2 separate regions of the Homo sapiens genome follow, and region 1 is linked to region 2. A link is an interaction called in ENCODE POLR2A ChIA-PET data of the cell type or tissue named here. Cell type or tissue: GM12878. All regions are shown on one strand. Links, peaks and the distances in the headings refer to the core of each region. The heading gives the core; the rest is flanking DNA.

Evidence for each region. ChIA-PET counts read pairs that join two places held together with the same protein. Peaks named below come from ENCODE experiments on the same cell type or tissue, not always from the same donor. Only the 100,000 strongest peaks of a DNase experiment are listed, where the experiment ranks them.
Region 1: POLR2A ChIA-PET joins it to region 2 with 5 read pairs; 1 of 35 experiments calls an interaction of 5 or more read pairs at or near these places.

Annotation. Positions count from the first base shown.
Region 1 is chr10:75,538,349-75,543,725 of GRCh38, reverse strand. The region is part of intron 2 of LRMDA (leucine rich melanocyte differentiation associated); the gene reads right to left. Among named protein-coding and RNA genes, the nearest start is that of MIR606, 11 kb to the left of the region's middle. RefSeq lists an enhancer at 5,059-5,377. In GM12878, for the core only: a CTCF peak has its summit at 2,949; a DNase peak (open chromatin) is centred at 3,150.
Region 2 is chr10:75,484,235-75,489,611 of GRCh38, reverse strand. All of the region lies in intron 2 of LRMDA (leucine rich melanocyte differentiation associated), which reads right to left. Among named protein-coding and RNA genes, the nearest start is that of LRMDA, 55 kb to the right of the region's middle. In GM12878, for the core only: no CTCF peak of the experiment used is centred there; a DNase peak (open chromatin) is centred at 2,070.

The DNA of each region.
Region 1 (5,377 bases), core at 174-5,173, 54 kb before region 2:
AATGGGAAAGGAAAAAAATAAAAATAAATCTTTGGAGAATTTAAAAAACATGAAATAAAATATCTATCTTATTTCAGAATCCTGGAGTAAATAATATTTCTGATGTTCCCATAGAGAGTCAAATCCGGCCAGCAAAACAAACACAAATACAAATAAATACTGGGCTGGTGAATTAGGGAAGGTACACAGAGGAATTTAAAAATAGGACGAGGGTTTTGTTCAGAAATGGGATCCTTCCTCTCTCCTCCTCCCCACTTCCATTTTTTTTTCTTGAAGTAAAATCCATTATTTTGAAAACACCATTAGAAATCCTAAAGAAATAGCAAAACACAGTATTGTGGTATTCCAAAGTAATATCTCTTGTTTATAACCATATAAATTTAGCCCCTGGCACTACAGGGCTTATATAATAGAATAGAGTTATTTTAACAGCGCCCTGTTAAAGAAGAAGCAAAATGTTCAGCTCATTTTCTCCAGTGGGAGGGACCCATGGCCTCATGCGAGAGAGGGAACATGCCTAAGTCATTACTGCGGGAAAGCAATCCGTCAAAGCTGGGTTGCTCTGGCATGGCCAGCACCACTGGTGAGATCAGAGAGGCAGCCTCTGCTTGCAATTACCAGGGAAGGACCTTGGCTCTAGGCAGCCTGCTATCAATTACTACCCTGGCCTCGCGCTTGGACTTGTCAATTTCCCAGTGTCTTCTGTTTTGTAACAGTAAGAAAAAGGGCTCCTCCTGACTGATTCTTGGAAGTTTCTCATGTGTTGTGTCACTCCTCGGTGTCATTAACAATTCAATTAAAATTTCACAGCACACAGGCAGGCTGCGCCGGACAGTGGCAGGAAGGGGCCTGGTAGAGGAGATTTCCGAAGGGCCTGCAATGGGGCCACGTTGGATCAAGCGAAACCAATCTTGAAATTTCTTTGATTTCTCAAGTCAGGCCTGCATGTGTCTCCCATATGACATGACGCTGGCTGTCATCTTGACAGGACGACATGTTTGATATTCTCACCCCATTGGGGGTGTAGTGATGGAAAGGAATTTTAGGCTGGCTAGAAACAAAAATCTTGTACTATTTCACTAAATGTTTTGGCTCCACAATAGATAATTATAAATATTCGCAATCAGCTCTCTTAATCTGCAGTGAGTTCTAGAAACTTCTTTTTCTCTATTTGTTTTTTTATTGGGTCCCTCTATTTTCTTGCTTTTCAGAGTGGGGTTGTCTAGAAGAAATGAGAGACAGAGCATCAATCACAATTAAATTCTTCAGGAAGGTAAGATGACTAGGAATGCTAAACAGGATGGCTGGAAACTAGAAAGACTTGCTACTGTCATTATTAACTCTGTGAAAGTGCAAACACTCCTTTGTCTTGCTGAATGATGGAGCTACACATGCTCACGTGCTTTTAAGCGTCCCAAGGGTTTAGGGAAAAACCAAAAAAAAAAAAGTTTCAGGCTTAAGACTTCTGAGGCAGCTTTCTCTCTAACCCCCTCAATGAGTTTAGTCATGCAAGGAAAGATTCTTTAAAGTTACCAAAGACTTTGTTTAATGCCCAAGAAAATGCAGACTGTCAGCACCCTTTGTCAGGTTTTGGTGGCTTAAGCCCATTCTCCAATACACTGGTGACCCTCCACCCTCATTCACTAGTTTCTTTTTGACATCAAGCGCTGGATAATTGTTTGATTTCCTTCTAGGTAAAAGGAGATTAAATGCCCAGCTGCAACAGCTGACATACAAAAGGGAAAATATAGTTTAACCACCATATTTATCAAGATAATTTTTCTTCCACACACTGATTAATAACATTAGCCAACATCCCCTTTGGCTTGGGGAGAGAGAGGTGGGGAGAGACATGTCCCCCTCAGAGTATCAGAAACAGGAGTTGACAGTTCAAGGCAAAAATGATTTGCATGTAAATTCTCATCAAAAGCAAGTCTGCACCCTGAAGTTGTCAAGTTTTGCTACCAATTTGACACTTAAATGGGCTATAGCAAAACTTGATTTAAACTGAAGAGGAAAAAAACATGGCAACTCAATTACCCCCTAGCAGATCGGATCTGGCAGCTGAGGTCAAACTTTTCACCCTGCCATTACATTTCTCAATACCTGATGCTTTAAACAAACACTATGTATTCCTCCTACAATCCTGGAGGAAAACGCATTTCTCAGGGCTCCCTACTGTGCCCCAGATTAAAAAATAAATTTCACTTGTGTGGGATCTGGGGCCATTTTCTCCATGTAAATTTCTGAATAAATCAGGACTTAAGAAATGGCCTTTTGCACTGGGAAAAATAGTCTCTGCTTAAAAAAAAAAAAAAAAAAAGTTTGTGGGGAAGATTTGTGGAGTATTAAAAGATGACTTAAAAACAAATATTCCCATAACATTAGAGGCAAAACGGTGACCTGTTTTTAGTTTGCTTTTAATATATTTCATATTTGAGCTTAGGCTGAACAGCACATTAATTCAGCAGGGAGAAAAACAGCTAGCTAGTTCCAAATCGGCTCCAAATTTATGGAGGACAAAGTATCTCATAAGGCCCTGGGACAAAGGCTCAAATCCAGGAAAGACCCAGTTGGCCTCTGGGAATTCCGTCCCACCAGGGTTTGAATGCTGCGGTTGCCTAGGCTATTCAATCCCTGCAAGAGTTCTCATTCCTGCAACAACTATTTAAACCAACAGTTGTTAAAACTCTTCTTATAAGTGCCCTAAAGCAGATCCAAAACTGTTTTTTTCCTTTTTAAAAAAAAAACAACAAAACTTGTTTCCCTAAGTTTGTTTTAAGCTCTTCCTGTAAAAGCAATGAGTTTATTGACTCTGCATTCACCATAATTTCTAGTTCTTATAACAGGTAGCCAGGTAACACATAGGGAATTATTTTACTTTTTTAGCCAATAAACACATTACATATTTACTGGATGCCAGGCACTCTTCTGAACACTAGGGGCCCAAACATGAGTAATAGCTGCTTACAGTTGGGAAGACAATCACATACACAACTAATTACAATAGTGTGGGATAAGCACTGCAAGAAAGTAATATTCAAAGTATATGAGAACACATTTAACTAAGGGATTCAGTCTGGGGGAGTGAAAGTTTCAAATTCCCCTGGTGACTGGGACTTTACCTATATTGGCATCCAGCAAATAGTGGAGCAGAGTGCTAGTGGGGAGGTAAGATCTTTCTACAGAAACCAGCCAAGTGGAAATAAGAAAAGCCTGTTTGGCCAGGTGCTAGATAGGGGAAGACAGTATGGTGATAAAACGAGAATCCTATGGCCACACACATGGGACAAATGTATGAAATCACATTCCTCTTGTGCCTGGTCTTCCTATAAGCCTATCATGCCAATCCCCAAACTTGGAGCATGCCCACCATTGGTGTTGTACTTGCTTTGCTGTTACTCAAACATGCCAAGCTTGTTCTGGCCCCAGGGCCTTTTCACTTGCTGTTCCCTCTGCCAGGTTCCCAAACCTTTGCACAAGCTATCTCACCTTCAGCTCTTTGCTTAAATGTCACTTCTCAGAGCAGCCCTCCCTGACATCTCTACCTAAAATACGCTCCCACACCCACTTCTGAGGCACCTAACCCTTTACTCCTGCTTTATTTTCAATATGGTATAATGTTGCTACCAGAAATTTTATTATCTGTTATTATTTCTGCTCCTCACTAGATTATAAGCAGCATGAGAATCAGGCCTATACCCCCAGATCCTAGAACAGATAGTAATAGGTGCTCAATAAACATATAGTGAATCTGTTAATAACCTTTAACCCCTGGGTGCTGATAAGCTAATATCTCTGAATTAATGCTATAAAGAAAATTAAAACCCAAAAGACTCTGACAGACTCTGACTTCTAAGCCCTTGCATCAAGAACAAATAATGCTATAGGGAGTGAATGCAAATGTAGCATTTTTGAAATCTAAATACAGCCAGAGGGAGAAAATCGCCAATACATCAACAATAACAAAAACAACAAAAAAACAGCCATTTATACTAAGCCAAATCTCTGAGATCTTTCTGAAAATATATATTTAACTCTAACCAGGTTCCCAGGCTTCCTACAAATCACCACCATGCAAGAGAAAACCATGTGAGAAGTTATGTTCTGCTTCTGAACATTTAAGCATTTTTATCAATATTATTTGCCAGTATAAACATTTCCCCCATAACTTAATATTTAAAATAAGAGTGCACCAAACCGAGGCTTATAATGTGCAAAGGAAAGAGTTCAGTCTAAGGTATTCATGACTTCAGTCATTCTCTCATAAAACAACAGATGAAATAAAATGTATGACATTCCCAAAGAGGGAGTTCCTCATGTAATTCATCTTAAAATGCAATGTTCTGTCATCTCAAGTAACACTTACTGAAAGCAACCATCAATACTTTTTGTCAAAAGCCCGTACTCTGTGTAAAATGTTCCATCAATCTCTATTTACATAAAACAAAAAACTTTCAGTGTGGTTCTAACACACAGCCATGGAGGGTCTCCATCTCCAGTTTTCATGCTCTGCTGAAAAATAATTTGACTGACACCAGAAAAATAAAGATGACCCTTAAAGGAAAGCTTTTAGGAAAGGGAAAGCTGCAAGGGAAAATGCCTTACATTGTTGGACACAAGTCCTATTGAAGAGAAGTTTTTTTGGTTTTAAACCATACGATATGTATTCTCTTAAAATAAAAAATTCCATTCTGCCAGGAAATCCTCTAAAAAGCTTTCACTCAATTGCATGCAAGCAACACTAATATAGGGATGGCACCCTGCTGATTCTAAACTTGAACATGCAACCTGTACCACTCTATTCCAAGACAGAAAATTTGGCATTCAGTACTGTAGAATGTGAATATCACATGAGGCTAGCAGAAGGTCATTGCCTGGGGATGTTTATAAAACACACAAATTAAGGTATTAGCCTTTCACCTTGGGGGTCTGAAGATCAAATCCCAGCTTAGGTAACATGCATAAAGTCTCTCTGCCAGCCTTTTCCTAATACTTGCTTGTTGAAATCACACAGACCCTTTCCTCTGACCCAAGTTAACAAAGGCATAGATGAGAAAGCTAAGAAATGACAGGTCAAAGCCAAAAACACAAAACAAACAAACAAACAAACAAACAAACAAACAAAACTACTCAATGCCCATCTGAGACATTTTCACTTCATGCTCAGTGAAGTGCCATTTTTTGCCATTTTTCACCCTTTCCCTATGATTTGAACAGTCTACGGGTGAAGATTACATAAGAGACAACACTGCCACTTACATCTTTTGAATCGCAAATAGAAGATGCATTAGGAAATCACTTAACCTTTCCTAATTATTCCTTACATTCACTCACTAGGCATGCTATGTGAAATGCGGTAGAGGATGCAGCAGGT
Region 2 (5,377 bases), core at 135-5,134:
GAGCTCATGAGGTCAGAGCCTACTTCAAACTCCGACATCGTACAATCCTACTTGCCAGCCATTAAAAAGTATGGCTCACATACAGGGCCCAACTTCCTCTCACACAAGTCTTAATGTTTGAGAATCCCAAATAAACAAGTTGAAATCCAAAGGACTAACTTTCACATACAGCTGAAAGCTGTGGGAGGTTGTTAGCAAAATCTGGGCTTGGCCCAATTTTGTTCTTCATATGAAATAATGAGATGAACATTTCTGGACACCAAGTCACAGAGACCAGTCCAAGAATTTTTCAGCTACCCCCTTTAGTTTCCTTAGAACAATATTCAGCAACACTCCATTTTATTGTCATCCTCAGCTAGTGAAATTTTTTTTTTTTTTTTTTTTTACTAAAAATCCAAGGGGGTTGACATAGTTTTGCCCACAATGGGGTGACTGCTGTACAGTGAGATGTCCTAACTCTTTACTCCATGGTCGAGGCGGTTCAGCAAGGAGGTCCCTCTCTGGTTCTTACAAGGCACATGAAATAACAAGTAGGCATTACATGCTCCTTTGGTTGTAACCTATGTAATTTATCTTTCTGGGAAAGGTGCACAAGGTCATAGAGGGACTCATGTAAGAACTCATGTGAGGACTGAGATAACTCGTCACAAACGGTCACAGTTTGCCAATTTCAGTTGGTTCCCACGAAGGGAAAGAAAACTGTATGCTGAGGGTTAAGGGGGCTCTTGGCCATAAAGGGGAACATAAGTGACTGCGCTTCTGGGGAACAGGAAGGCAGTATTTTAGCATCCCCACCCAGTGCCTCTCCTTTCCATACCCACCCTCAGCCACAGCGCTGCCACTCATCTAAATTTTCCTTTGGCTTCAAGAAGGATGTTGCTGCTGATGCTAGACCTTTGAAGAGCAGCATATTCCAGAACCATAGGGACAGTGACAGACACTCCCCTCCTCACCTCTGCCTCTTGCTTACTTAGGGCCTGAAAAGTGAGTCTCAAAAATCCGATGGGCACAAAAGAGGACATGAAGAAAAAAACAACAATGCTAACTTTTTATCCTTATTATTTAGTTACTTTATTAGAGTTTTCCTAACTCCTCTGCACAAAGGGAAGGGTAAGCTAGAGAAAACTAAGTGGCTTTGTCATCAAAAGCCCTCACCACACTGGCACACAAACACCTGTCAGTGCAAAAGATGCCTCTTTATCAAGCCTTCATACCTACCAGGAGCCAAGCACACTCTGAGCTTTCAGACTATTTTCTTCCAATGTTTTGAAGTCCCTTTCAGTTCACATGAAGGCTAACGATTTCAAAAAGGTGGGGAAAAGAAAGGAAAAGTTCTTTTTTTTAAGAAAAAGGAAAAGATACTGTGCCATGATTATGAAGTCCTAAAAGCCTTTTAGCTGACAGCATAGGTTTTGTTGAAAAGCCTCTAAGAACCTCCACTGAGAGACACAATTCAGCAATAAAACAGAGGCAGGGCATACACCATTTAGCATCCTCAGCCTCCCAAATTCAGTACCCCATTTTATGCCATAAGTCAGGTTTCTCCCTCAATAGCCCTTTGGAACTCTCAAGGTCCAGAGTGGCATCAAACCAACTGACACATGAGTTGATACATCATGTGCTGCCAACAGAGAAATTAGTCTGTGCCAAACTCAGCACAATCCTGCAGTTCAAACCAGAATTTCAAAAATAGCAGAAGTAGCTCAAACCCTCAGAGTGACCCATGCCCCATCTCTACCAGTCCACTCAGGATGCTCCATTCTCAGGGCCTGCATGGAGCGATGACTCCCCAGCTAACAAAGCCTGCTCTTCCAAGAGCTTGGCCGACCCTGCAAAGCCCAGACCACTCACACACTCAGCACTTGGACACTGAGAGTGCTTGCATGAGACAGCACTGGCTTGTGGAGAGTTGTGGTCACAGCTCCATAAACCTACCACTTATAATCTCAGTAGCTACTGCGCTGCCTGCTATTCTGCCCAGAACGCTGGGTCCTAGCTGTAAGAGAATAGGAAGGAGGGGTGGGAGGAGAAACTGTGACCAAGATTGTACTTAAAAACCTCCCACACCTCCCACACATCCCAAACACGAAACCATGATTTCATCAGCACATGTAGCATTTGGCTTGGGTGTGTGAAATACCAGCTTTTGAGTGATGGAGCACTCACCCCTATTTCAGACATACCTTTTCTCTGAAACTATTACACTCAGAGAGCTTCAAGTCCTGGCTCCAGACCCATCCATCTAACAACAGAAAGCACCTCTCAAGCTCCTTTCTGACATGAGCCCATCATTCACCATTTGCTGGTACATACAGTTTTTGCTGACAAAGCTCAATTACTAGAAAAAGCTCAGTAAGTAAAGCTGATTTGAAATAACTATATATTATATGGAGGCTGGATGAGGAAAACTGATTTGAAGTCTAGAAAATCATCATATAAAGAGGCTCGAGAAAGAACTGCTTAATTATTTAAATACCTTCACTTCCTACCAACCACACATCATTTGATTTATCAACAGTGTTAAATATTTGGTAATTTACTGGGGTCATCTGACAAAACAACTCCATATAGCAAGTACATATCAGACACTGTAATTCTTCTGTTGAAATCCCTTCGTCTCCCTGATTAATGTTCAAAAACTGAGCTAATGCTATCAAACTGAGGTGCGTGCCAATTTCAGCTCTCCAGTAAAAGTGCAAAGCTGAGAGCACACCAGCAGGGTGGCCTGAAGAACAAATTATCACGTGCTATCCTCCACTGCTGCAAAGTAGTCTGATGAGATGGCTGGGATGGTCCCAACAAAGATGCTTATGCAGAGTCAACTGAATGGAGACAACTGGCCCCATGGGACCCTGACTCAACTGCTACAGCCATCATAGAGAGAAAGCCCAAGGAGGAGGGTGTGTGCCTTCTCCCCAGCATGCCAGACTCACCCTAGGCCCAACTTTGCTCATGTTGCCCCCCCCAGACCAGAATGCCCCTTTACAAATTCTCTAGCTCCTAACATCTACTTGCTCTTCAAGACTCATCTCCTGCATAAAGCTTTCCTTCCTCATCCCACCTCAAAATGCTCTCTCAGTCAACTCCTATGCACTACCAGCATTTTGTGGAGCAAGATCAAATTGTCTCCTTAATACATTCAAGGTGAAATTTACGTCCTCTATATAGAATCTGGAGTTCTTAGCATAATAATGAATAACAATGCCTCTGTAAGCACTGGGCCATGTTAAGTCAAGCGGATCAAAAACAAGAACTACAAGAAGTGTAATATCAATTCATCAGGATATCTGATAGATTTTGAATGCTATAGTGTGAAAATAAAGATACAATTTTTTAAGTGCCTATTTATAAAACTTGACCATCTACTAAGTAATAAAAAATACCTAAATTCCAATAAGTAGAAATAATGTATATATAGATCACATTCTCTGATCACATTTCACAGAAATTTGAAAACACTCTCTTCAACAACTTTTATGCAAAGAGAAAATTAAAATCAAAATCCCAAAATACCTAGAACACAAAAAATGCAAACACTGTGTATTAGAACCCATAAGACACAAAGCAGTACTCAGAGGAAAACTCACAGCTTTAAATACGCACAGTTCTAAGCAAGAAAGAGTTAAAATGCTTAAATGAAGTGAGCAGCTCAAAATCAAAAAATAAAAATAAACAAGGAAAGCAAAGAATTGGTAGAGATAAAAACAATAATTAATAAGAAATTATAAAATAGCAGCTGGGCACAGTGGCTCACATCTGTAACCCCAGCACTTTGGGATGCCAAGGCAGGCAGATCACTTGAGGTCAGGTGTTTGAGACCGGCTTAGCCAACTCAGCAAAACACTGTCTCCACTAAACATACAAAAATTAGCTAGGCATGGTGGCACATGCCTGTAATCCCAGCTACTCAGGAGGCTCAGGCAGGAGAATCGCTTGAACCCGGGAGGCGGAGGTTGCGGTGCACTGAGATCGCTGCACTCCAGCCTGGGCAACAGAGTGAGACTCCATCTCAAAATATGTATATATATATACACACACACACACAAAATTAGCTGGGCATGGTGGCACACACCTGTAGTGCCAGCTGCTCAGGAGGCTGAGGAACAAGAATCACTTAAGCTCTGAAGGTGGAGGTTGCAGTAAGCTGAGATCACGTCACTGCACTCTAGCCTGGGTGACAGAGTAAGACTCTGTCTCAAAAAAGAAAAAGAAAATAGTGCTAAAAATAAATCCAGGCATCATTAAAATAATAATCAACTACTAAACCAAAAATCAAGGAAAAGAGCAGAAAGTATAGTCAAAATAAGGATGTGACTGTATATAGAACCCCAGATACAGAATAAATTAAAAGACATCAAAAAGATGTTTTTTCTCAACTTTATTGCAATATATTTGAAAACCTGGATAAACTGGATGTTATCCAGCAAAATATAAATCATCAAAACTAAGTCCAGAAAATACTAAAAGTTTAAATAAACCAAGTGCTATAGCAGATATTGATAAAGTTAACAGAGATAACTAACAAATGCCTGGCCCCAAGTATTTTACAGGTAAGTTTTACCTATTCCTTCAAAGAATGGATAACAAATTCTATCTGAACTGTTTGTTCTAGAACATAGGAAAATATTTTAAATAGTTTTACCTTTCTATACTTACAAATGTAAGTATAACATTGTATTAGTCTGCTCTGGCTGCCATAACAAAAGATCACAGACTAGGTTGCTTACACAAGAGAAACTTATTTTCTCACAATTCTAGAGGCTAGAGTTCCAAGATCAAGGTGCCATCAGGGTTGGCTTCCAGTGAGGCCTCTTTTCCTGGATTGTAGACGGCCACCTTCTTGCTGTGTCTCACACAGCCTCTTCTCTGTGCATATGAGGAGAGACAGAGCTCTCTGGTGTCTCTTCCTCTTCTCATAAGGACACTAGTCCTATTGGATTAAGGCCCCACCCTTGTGACCTCATTTAACCTTAATTACCTTCCTAAAGGCCTCATCTCCAAATATAGTCACATTGGCAATTAGGGCTTCAACAAATGGATTTTGGGTGAGAAACAATTCAGTCCATAATAAACACAGAACAAATCCTGAAAAATGCAGCACAGTAAAAGAAAACTCCTGCCAATTGCTCTTATGAAAACCAATGCAAAAATCTTAAAATTTTAGCAAATAGAACCTAGATAACCATTAAATATATTAAATATTATATCACACTTCATAGAAATTTTAAAACCCTCTTTTCACAGCTAAGTAGTGATATCACTACTAAGGGGGGGTTTTTAAGAGGATTTATAAGTACCTCAATATTAAGAAATCTAATATTGTTTATCATATTAGTAGGTTAGAAAATCTGGGAAGGGCCAGGTGCAGTAGCACATG